2 separate regions of the Homo sapiens genome follow, and region 1 is linked to region 2. Evidence: chromatin loops called from intact Hi-C (ENCODE). Cell type or tissue: mammary epithelial cell. All regions are shown on one strand. Links, peaks and the distances in the headings refer to the core of each region. The heading gives the core; the rest is flanking DNA.

Region 1 (5,394 bases), core at 64-5,063, 230 kb before region 2:
GGAGTCCAATGTTTGAGGGCAGGAAGCATCCAGCACAGGAGAAAAATATAGGCTGGGAGGCTAGGCCAGTCTCGCCTTTTCACGTTTTCCTGCCTGCTTTATATTTGCTGGCAGCTGATTAGATTGTGTCCACCAGATTAAAGGTGGGTCTGTCTTCCCCAGCCCACTGACTCAAATGTTAATCTCCTTTGGCAACACCCTCACAGACACACCCAGGATCAATACTTTGCATCCTTCAATCCAATCAAATTGACACTCAGTATTAACCACTACAGGTAATAATTCTTTAGTTCAACCCAAGTCACTACTTTTTATCTCTTTAGCATTTTGAGGAACTGCTACTCAGTGACTCAGTATCTAGCAGATGTGAAGAGTTGAACAATTCCTCTTATGTCTCTCACAGAAAAGCACATGTGTAGCAGCTACAAGTCACCATGACACATGGCCGCATGTAATTATTTACCATTTATATATCTGTTTCTCTATTTATCTTTTTCTAGTCATGCTATCTTCAAATATTTTGTTATTAACTATAAATAAACTAAGTACTTGAAATAGTTGTTAACAGACAATATAATAATGAAAATGTTAAGGATCCCAATTACACAGTATATGGAAGTGTGGCAAGCCTATGTCAAATATTTCAGTGCACTAATAAGAGACTGAGATTTTACTTTTTATTTGCCAGGAAGCATAAATTTTAAATGCATTTTATTTTTACAGGCAACATTTAATGGATGGATCACTATTATGAATTCAGCAATTGATTCTGTTGCTGTAAGTATAATATCATTTTAAAGCCATTGTTAGGATACAAGCAAAGTCATTTTTGCAATTCGAGCACAGGACACCAGTAATAATGAATAGAAATCAAATGCAGTTCAGATTGGATATTTCATTGGCAATGAAATTCTTCCAGGGTTATTATATACAATGATTGAGGCCCCATAGGTCCATTTGAAAGATTACCAGACTTTGCAACAATGGTTAAATGAATGAAATGAACTTTAACATTCATACAAAGCAATGATATCCTTTTACCAAACAGCAAAAAAGAAAACAGTTTCTTAGGTAGCATAACAATGCTTGTTTTGTTATTGTTTTCTTGTCATAAATTGTTTTATAAAACTTGTTTTAAAAAGCCAATATCAATAATTTGCTTATTTTAAACTTCTAGGTTAATATACAGCCTCATTTTGAAGTCAACATCTACATGTATTGTTACTTTATCAACTTTATTATATTTGGAGTATTTCTCCCTCTGAGTATGCTGATTACTGTTATTATTGATAATTTCAACAAGCATAAAATAAAGATAAGTATAAATATTATTTGTTTATCCAATGTCTGAGAAAATCAGGCATACACATAAATATATAAATGCCCTGCTTCAAATAATTGGCTTTGGATTCAGCTTAATGTCATTTTTATTTGACATGTATCTTAAAAAATCATGATTAATGTTCCTGCACATTGATGAACATTGCCTTCTAAATCCAAAATATGTACTACACAGTCAAGTTTAAAAGTTAAACATTACAAGTGTCTGTGTAAAAATTACAAGTGTTTTGGAAATAATTATGGGCTGAAAAATAAATACTGTAAGTAAAATTTTCTATCTTCACAAATATGTGAAGAGTTCCAGAAAAAAACACTCTTTTACTCTCTGTTATATTTAAAGCCTCCACAGTCAGCCAGCATGGACATCTTTCAAAGTTAGAGTAGTTCTTTCTGCTAGAAGTAGAGAGAGTCATAAATCCTAACTGGGTGGCCTAAGTAGGAGTGCTTGAACCCAGTAAGACAGAGTTCAGAGACAGAATTGAATAACTACAGTTTCATGCCATTTCTAAAAAGCAGCTTCTTCAGGGCCTCCACAAACGCAAAGGACTAAAAAGACATCTAAGTCAAGTTATTTTACACAGGCACCTAATCTCTTTTGGGAAGCCTTCCAAAAAAGTCAAAGGAAAGAATAGTTTAATTTTGAAATTTTATCTTCAGCCATGTAATCAAACTTTAGCCATGTGTAAAATCTGGTACAGTAGACTCTCCTTATCCAAGGGGACTGCGTTCCAAGACCTCCAGTGGATGCCTGAAACCGCAGGGTAGTACCTAACCTGATTACCGTAAATCAGAACGTTTCTGTTCACGTTAAGATGCCTTTTCCATGACTAAGACTTATCATGCACTGTGGCCATTTGCAGTTTGAAGTACAACAGCAAATCAAGCATACATTTATTTTTCATTCTTCACAATTTCATGGACAGAAGATTCATTCATACCATAGATTTAGCAACCTCAGCATATGTTTTTTTTTCTTGCCTTAAGTCAAGCACTTTCACCTTTTCTCTTAAAGGAAGCAGTTTGCAGCTTCTTTTTGTATTCGAAGGCCAGCATCACTTCTCTTGCATTTTGGGGGTTATTATTAATTATAATAAGGATTACTTGAACACAATCGCTTGATAACAGAGATAGCTGCAAAGTGAGTAATGTGTGGGTGGCATAGACTGAGTGGATGTGCTGGACAAAGGGATGATTCACATCCCGGTCTCCACAGAGCAGGATGACACAAGATTTCATCACACAACTCAGACCCACATGAAATTTAAAATGTATTAACTATTTATTTTTAGGATTTTTCATGTAATAATTTCCAACTGTGGTTGACCATGGCTAACTGATAGTGTGGAAAGTGAGACTTCAGATAAGGGGGGACTACTGTATATCAATCACTCTTGAGTCTCCACCAATGAAATAGGAGTAGAGAGCTGAGTGCTCAAATGTGATTTTGATTGGATGCTTCAGCTTTCTACGAATATCAACCCTGTAGGATAACATACTAGGATTTGCTTCTAGGCTTCGAACTGGTGTCTGCAGTCAATTTAAGTGACCAGGTCCTGATTTAGAGCAGTAACAATTCCTAATTCCTAGGACGTGACATTATTCACTTCACATATATTACATAAGATACTGAAATTAGCACTAGAAACACAAAAATGAATAAGCCCTCAACCGTGCTATGAAGAAGCAAGCGCAAGGTGCTTTTGGAATAATAGTAAAAAAAACTCTTCTGATACTATTTGAAAAATAAAGCAATATATAGTCATATAAAAATGATCACATATGATCATTTCTGTTTATTTCTGCTTATTAAAAGATACAAATCAACTTTTCCTTTAGCTATTGAGCTCAACCTTTCTTAGTAAATATTTCCAGATATCCCCTGCTGTTTCTCCTTTGTCCTCTTTTACAACCCTATGTGAAAATAGAGTTGACACTCCCCTAAGAAAGCGCACTTAGAGATTACTGAATTTCTGTCACTATCAGCATGTATTCTGTATGTGCTTTTTATGGATTTTTGGGCAGAAAGTCAGACATGTTCAAACATGATTTCATTCACTGCACTTAAGCCTTTTTTTTAGAAGATTAAATCAATAATTGCCAAGTCTTTAAAATGCCTATTAACATAAGGGAAAATTTGGATTAAGTGTGATTTTAATATATTTTTCTTTCCTTTCTTTACCTGGGAGGCTCAAATATCTTTATAACGGTTAAACAGAGAAAACAGTACCGCAGGCTGAAGAAGCTAATGTATGAGGATTCTCAAAGACCAGTACCTCGCCCATTAGTAAGAAAATGTCTAGATTTTTTGAAACTTCAATGGAGGTGTTCTTTATATATTCTCTTTTAAAGCCTTAACAAATGTTTTTGTCAAAATTTTTGTGTCCCTTGACAAAGCTTTTCATGGTCATTTTGTTTGTTTGTTTTGACTATATGTTATAGTTTGGCAAAAATTTAGGTTCACACTTATTCTCATTTATTTTGGGAAGAAAGTTGTAGTGTATAAAAGACCATATATATGTATATGTATCCTATTAATAAGACTATTACACCTGTTGATTTTACCCACAGAACAAGCTCCAAGGATTCATCTTTGATGTGGTAACAAGCCAAGCTTTTAATGTCATTGTTATGGTTCTTATATGTTTCCAAGCAATAGCCATGATGATAGACACTGATGTTCAGAGTCTACAAATGTCCATTGCTCTCTACTGGATTAACTCAATTTTTGTTATGCTATATACTATGGAATGTATACTGAAGCTCATCGCTTTCCGTTGTTTTTATTTCACCATTGCGTGGAACATTTTTGATTTTATGGTGGTTATTTTCTCCATCACAGGTAAGATTTTGTTTAGTCAAATTTTTACTGATAATAATATTAATTCAAGTAAGCTCTTACAGTAAATATGAAATATAGTCTCCTACATTTCAAAATCATGAAATATAGTCTCCTAATAAGCAAAACAGGTAGAGATCTTTTTTTATTTTCAACAGGAATGCTTCACATTTGTATTCATATGTGTACCACCCATGCCTAATAGAGATAAGATGTTCAAAAATATTTCTAATAACATAGACTTTGCATACAAGCCACCAGGTGAATGTTTAGTCAACCCTTCATTCTATAATATACACTAATTTTCTAGATGACACTAGAAAGACGTTTATGTCTTAGAATGATGTAATCTTTCAGGTTCACTATTATTTCCTTCCCTCTAATCTCTAAAACTATTTACAACTTATACAACATTAGAGTTTCAGGCTTTAACAAATTTGTTGCTTGTTTTCTCTTACTTTGGAGATCTCTCTCTTATTTAATAAATACACTTGATAATTCTCTTTGAGAATAAAGACTGTTATATGCAAAAAATTCAGTAGTAAACAAGACAAGTATAATTTCTGTGTACACATAGCTTAGAGTCTATTAAAGGATATAGATAATTAAACAGTACATTTTAATGTGTGCTATTAAGGTTATGGTAGGGAAGTCACAGGGTGCTGCAGCAACACAGCAGAAGGAGGTCACCTAATCAGTAAGTAGAGGTCAGAGAAAACTTTATGGAAGACGTGAAATCTAATTAGAGACTTTTCAGATAAGGAGATAGCCAAGCAAAGAATTTAGTGTCAAAGAGTTTCAGGCAGAGAGAAGTTTGTCTGTTTCCACATAACACACATATTAGGGTGTAAGTTCCATGAGAGTAGGAACAATATTTAAGTTTACTGCATCAAGCACTATTCTATGCATTGAGTAGTAGAAAATATAGATAAACTGTTTGCCCAGATCTGCTTCCAAATATTCACTCATTCAGTTGATAGTGGAAACAATGCAACTAACTACTGAAAAAAACCGTAAGAAGCTTCAGAAAAGAAGAAGCTATCAGAAAAACTGATAGAAAAGTACATGAAGACAAGAGGGAGCTGATAGGAAGAAGGCAGAGAAATGATGGAATTAGGGTCCTATGAGACTGAAGGGGACTTCATCAGAGAACTGGAAGGAAAAGCAATTGCAGTCAGAGAGAAAGCAGTTTGAATTTGCAGTTTCAGAAGGCAAGG
Region 2 (5,394 bases), core at 153-5,152:
ATCCCAGCTGCTCAGAAGGCTGAGGCAAGAGGATTGCTTGAGCCCAGGAGTTTGAAGCTGCAGTTAGCTATGATCATGCCACTGCACTCCAGCCTGAGTGACAGAATGTGATCCTAGCTCTTTATTTTTTTAATTCATTAATTTGTTTATTTATTTTAAGACAGAGTCTCACTCTGTTGCCCAGACTGGAGTGCAGTGGCAATATCTCCACTCACTGCAACCTCCGCCTCCCGGGTTCAAGCAATTCTCCTGCCTCAGCCTCCTGAATAGCTTGGACTACAGGCACACACCACCACGCCTGGCTAATTTTTTTTTTTTTTTTAAGTAGAGATGGGGTTTCACCATGTTGCCTAGGCTGGTTGCGAACTCCTGAGCTCAGGCAATCCGCCTGCCTCGGCCTCCCAAAGTGCTGGGATTACAGGTGTGAGCCACCACGCCGGGCCGTGATCCTAGCTCTTAAGAAAACTGGTATACAACAGTAAGAAAAGACATTTTACTGATACACGTAAAACATGCAAAAACATAGGGAATCTCACAAACATAATTATGAGCAAAAGAAGCCAGACACAAAAGATTACATATTGTTTGAATTAATTTATGAAGCTTAATGACAGGCAGGCAAAATAAGTATTTATGCTAATAGAAGAGTGGTAACTTTGGGGGAGTTATTGGCATAGAGGGGCATAAGGGACAATTCTTAGGTAATAGGAATGTTTTGTATCCTAACCTAGGTAGTGTTTATTTAGGAGTATAAATATGTATATTTGAACTGTACAATTTTCTTAATGTACTATGTACTTATTATATCCCAATAAAGTAATAAACAACAATAACAAACAAACTCCTGAGTTACTGAAATCAGCCACCATCCCCAGGGAGTTACAGCTATAATGTCATCTTACCACTCTGTTTCTTGCTTCTCTTTTGCTTTTTTGTTCCTGGAAATTTTCTTTAATTTTTATAAGCTCAGCTTTGCACTCGTAAAATTATTTATTAAATTTTACCCAACAAACAGTTTATCAGGACTTTTTTCAGGATACTTGAACACCTAATTGTTAGGTACTAAATGTACACTAAATGATCTCCTGGCTAGGAATCTCCTATAGCTTTGCTTGAGAGTCATAAAAACTAAGATCATTTTAATAAAATTTAGGCTTCCAAAATATTTTCTTCTTCTTTTCTAGAGCCTCCCAGAGCAAAACTATGAAAGACAAAAAAAAGTAGCAGGGAAACAGAAAATAAATATTCAAAAAGATTCATTAAACCTGAGACCTAAGTTTGCAAACTTAGATAATGTTTTAATTATTTTATGTAAGACTAATTTATTTGCTAATCTAATTGAAACATTATTTTCCTACTGCATTGTAATTGCATTTTACCAACAATACAACACCATCAGAGAACTTAAATACACCACAAATGCATTAATCATTTATATTTGGAGACATGGCTTGAAACAGGATGCACTATGAACAGCTTTATTTTTTCTAACTTGCAATAAGTCTAAACATTTTTCTTTCCCTTATTGCTTAGATAGCTCATTTCCTTTATGACTTACCTCAGACTAGAAATTAACTGATGGGCATAGTATCTACACTGTTTCTAAAACTAATATTTTATGTATATATATATGCACATTCTTGTTTTCTTCCCTTACATAAACATCGAATCCATCAACAAACGCTACTGATTCAACCTGTAAAATATATCCCAAATCTACCCTTTTCTATTCATCTAGACCACCTGCCCCCTTGTCCAAGCCACTATTATATCTTTTACCTACACTATCGTAGTAGCCACTTAACTGGTCTTTTGGCTCCACTTTTGACTTTCTAAAATGTATTCTTCACAGAGTGATCAGAGTGATCCTTTAAAACTCTATTGGACAAAAAACCAAACACCGCATGTTCTCACTCCTAGGTGGGAATTGAACAATGAGAACACATGGACACAGGAAGGGGAACATCACACACCGGGACCTGTTATGGGGTGGGGGGAGGGGGGAGGGATAGCATTAGGAGACATACGTAATGTTAAATGACGAGTTAATGGGTGCAGCACACCAACATGGCACATGTATATATACATAACAAACCTGCACATTGTGCACATGTACCCTAAAACTTAAAGTATAATAATAATAAAAAAAAAAAACTCCATTGGCGATCAGGCTACTGTCTCCATGACCACCAGTGCTTCTTACCGTGTTCAGAACTCCCAGTTGCACCTAGCATAAAAAGCCGACTTCACTCTCTAAAGGGCTTTACGTGATCTGTTCCCTGCTTGACTGTGCTGCTGCTCCATGTAACACCAACCTCTTCTTAAACTCACAGTGCCTCAGCTCTACTAACCTGCTTTCTGTTCTTGAAAACAAGTTTATTCTTGCCTCAGGGCCTTTCTCTTGCTCTTTGTCACCTGGAATGTTCTCTGATTCAGAACACAGCTGCATCCTTTTAGATTTCAGTTGAAATATTTCCTTATTAGAGAAGCCTTTCCTGGTGAGCCTACTTAAAGCAATTCCACTGCCCTGCTCACTGTTTACCAAATTAAACTGTTTTACTTTCATCTACCATTTACTATTATCTAAAATTATGGAAAGTTGATTATGTGTTTATTTGTCTCCTCTGCATTGATAAATGTTACCCCATGAGCTACAGACATTGTTTGCTTTAGCTATCTTCATCCCTAGATGGCCTTACAGCCAACAGATCCTCATTAGTTAAATTGTGTTTTTCAGATCCCTGAACTCAGTCAGTTTGGCTTAGAAGGAAAACCTCTGATGAACTAATCTCACAAAAAATGTCAGTGTCTGCTCATAATTGAGTGTCACCTTTTCCGTGAGTCTGGGAATTTGAGAGAAATTCTGAGAATACATAATAGATACATGGTAAGAGAGTGATCTCAGGAAGGGCTTTCCTGGAGCCCTTCTGTGACGTCCTCCCATTTGGGCTATGCTTTGCTACTTTTGTTTCATGAGAGAAAAACAAATTACCTTCTAAAATCTACCCATCAACAGATAACCACGAAAGAAATGTCTACCAATGGTGTACTGGTAAATGTAAAGCAACTGGCTCTCCTGGAGGATAAGACCTTTTCTCTATGTATCTTTTGCCTATTTCTGTGGTGTAAACACTCATCCCATGGCTAAATTCCAGCAAACAATCTGAAGTCACTGAACATAGACTTGGAAGGAGCCGTGCACCATTGCTCTCTCCAGCTGGCCCAAGAAGGCTCCAGCACACCACTGACATCTACTAGGTGCCAAGAATAATGGGAGGTATTTTATGTTCAGGCTCTCCTATCTTAGCACAATGCTAAAAACTAATTTGTCAGTTATCTGTGAGAGATGAGGAAATAAACTTGGGTAACATGCTCAGATACACATCACAAAAGGGGTAAAATCAAGGTTCAAATTCAGATCTGACTCCAGATACCACATCTTTCATTTGTTTCAGGGAGTAGTAGTAAAAAAAACCACCAAAAACAAAGCAACAAACAAGAGTATTGTCAGTGTCAAGCTGCTTTGTAAGATCATAGTTACTTTCCGAACATCCTAGATGTCTCACAGATGATGCAAATTTTATTTTTAGTGTTAACTATATGTGTAGTACATAATTAGTTGGAATGAGAATTCTAAAAGTTCAGTGCACCAACAAAGTCTTGGAAATGCTCTCTCCTCTTTTTTCCCTTCTTTGCTAATTCCCTTTTTCGACACCCTCCTAAAACACGAAAGTTTTAGACATCAAGGGGACCAGCCATTGAAAGAAAAAGTGACCCAATATCAAACAGCTTGTGCCTATTTGTTTAGAAATTCTGGTGAAAAACAAAAGCTAGATCAGTTTCCAGGATAAAACTGTCAATGAAGTAATAAAGTTCCATGCCTTTGGAAGATGGTGTCACTTCCACCTGACAGCAATAAAAAGGAGGAGGAGGAGAATGGTCCCAGGTGAGACCATTAATTCTCAAACATTTGCACACATTAGAATCAGCTGGAGAACTTTAACACACAGAATGCTGGCATGTACCCCAGGGGTTCTGATTCAGATTCAATAAATATACAGTGGGGCTCAAAATTTGCATTTCTAACTAACAATCTCCAGGTAATGCTGAGGCTTTTTGTCTAGTAACCACACTTAGGAGGGGCTCTCTAGATGCCAAGGATTTGTATATGCATGACAACTGAGAAAATGCTGGTTAAGAGCCCTGTTTCTCAAACTTTACTGCATGTTACAATCACCTGGAGACCTTAAAACCCATGCCTGTGTCTCTTCCCATAGATACTACTTAAATTAATCTGGGGTGTAGCTGAGTGTATTGAAATTTTTAGAAGCTCCAGGGGTGATTGTAATGAGCAGCTAAGTTTGATAACCCATGGAAATTGCTCTAATTTTTTTGTCTTTTTCAACTTTTATTTTAGATTCTGAGGGCACAAAGTTTTGTTACAAAGGTATATTTTGTGATGCTGAAGTTTAGAGTACGATTGAACCTGTCACCAGAAGTGAACTGTGCTTGCTAGGGATCTAGATTGCATGGTCCATATAAGACTCTAATGCCTGATGATCTGTTACTGTCTCCCATCATCCCCAGATAGGACCTCTGGTTGCAGGCAAACAAGCTGAGGGCTCTCACTGAATCTACATTATGGTGAGTTATATAATTATTTCACTATGTATTAGAATGTAATAATAATAGAAATAAGGTGCACAATAAATATAATGTGTTTCCCATCATCCCAAAACCATACCCACCTCCCCAGTCCATGGAAAGATTACCTTCCACTAAACCGGTTCCTGGAGCCAAAGAGGTTGGGGGCCACTGTTGTATAGTATCTCACAGGCGTTCTCTGGATGTCTTGAATTTGCATATCAGCCTGTAGTGATTGCGGAAAATTTTGTGAACTACATCCTCAAATGTGTTTTCCAAGTTGCTTACACTCTCCTTTTCTTTCAGAAATGCCAATGAGTCACAGGTTTGGTCTCTTTACAAAATCCCATATTTCTCAGAGGTTTTGTTAACTTTTGAAATTCTTTTTTTTTTTCTTTGTTTTTGTCTGACTGGGTTTATTTGAAGGACAAGTCTTCAGGATCTGACATTCTTTCCTCATGTTGGTCTATTAGGTTGTTAATAGTTCCAAGTATATTATAAAATTCCTGTAGTAAGTTTTTCAATTCCAGAAATTCCGTTTGGTTCTTTCTTAAAATGGTTATATCATCTTTCCACTCTTGGAATGTTTTACTTGCTTCCTTGGATTGTGTTTCAGCGTCTCCAGAATCTCGTTGACCTTCTTTGCCATCCAGATTCTGAATTCTGTATCTGTCAGGGCTGGTGTTCCTATAGCTTTTGGAAGTTGCTGTCACTTAGACAAAGCTTTTGTTTTTATATTATATCCCTAGA

Evidence for each region. Peaks named below come from ENCODE experiments on the same cell type or tissue, not always from the same donor. Only the 100,000 strongest peaks of a DNase experiment are listed, where the experiment ranks them.
Region 1: it touches region 2 in a loop (6-fold over the local background); 15 of 110 quality-filtered maps call a loop at or near these places.

Annotation. Positions count from the first base shown.
Region 1 is chr2:166,408,451-166,413,844 of GRCh38, reverse strand. SCN7A (sodium voltage-gated channel alpha subunit 7) reads left to right here. Exons shown (of 26, transcript NM_002976.4): 22 at 724-777; 23 at 1,178-1,315; 24 at 3,521-3,625; 25 at 3,910-4,180. Among named protein-coding and RNA genes, the nearest start is that of SCN9A, 35 kb to the right of the region's middle. In mammary epithelial cell, for the core only: no CTCF peak of the experiment used is centred there; a DNase peak (open chromatin) is centred at 2,534; H3K27ac peaks cover 2,345 bases.
Region 2 is chr2:166,181,961-166,187,354 of GRCh38, reverse strand. The region is part of intron 3 of SCN1A-AS1 (SCN1A and SCN9A antisense RNA 1); the gene reads right to left. Among named protein-coding and RNA genes, the nearest start is that of SCN1A, 57 kb to the right of the region's middle. In mammary epithelial cell, for the core only: no CTCF peak of the experiment used is centred there; a DNase peak (open chromatin) is centred at 2,364; H3K4me3 peaks cover 1,265 bases; H3K27ac peaks cover 2,107 bases.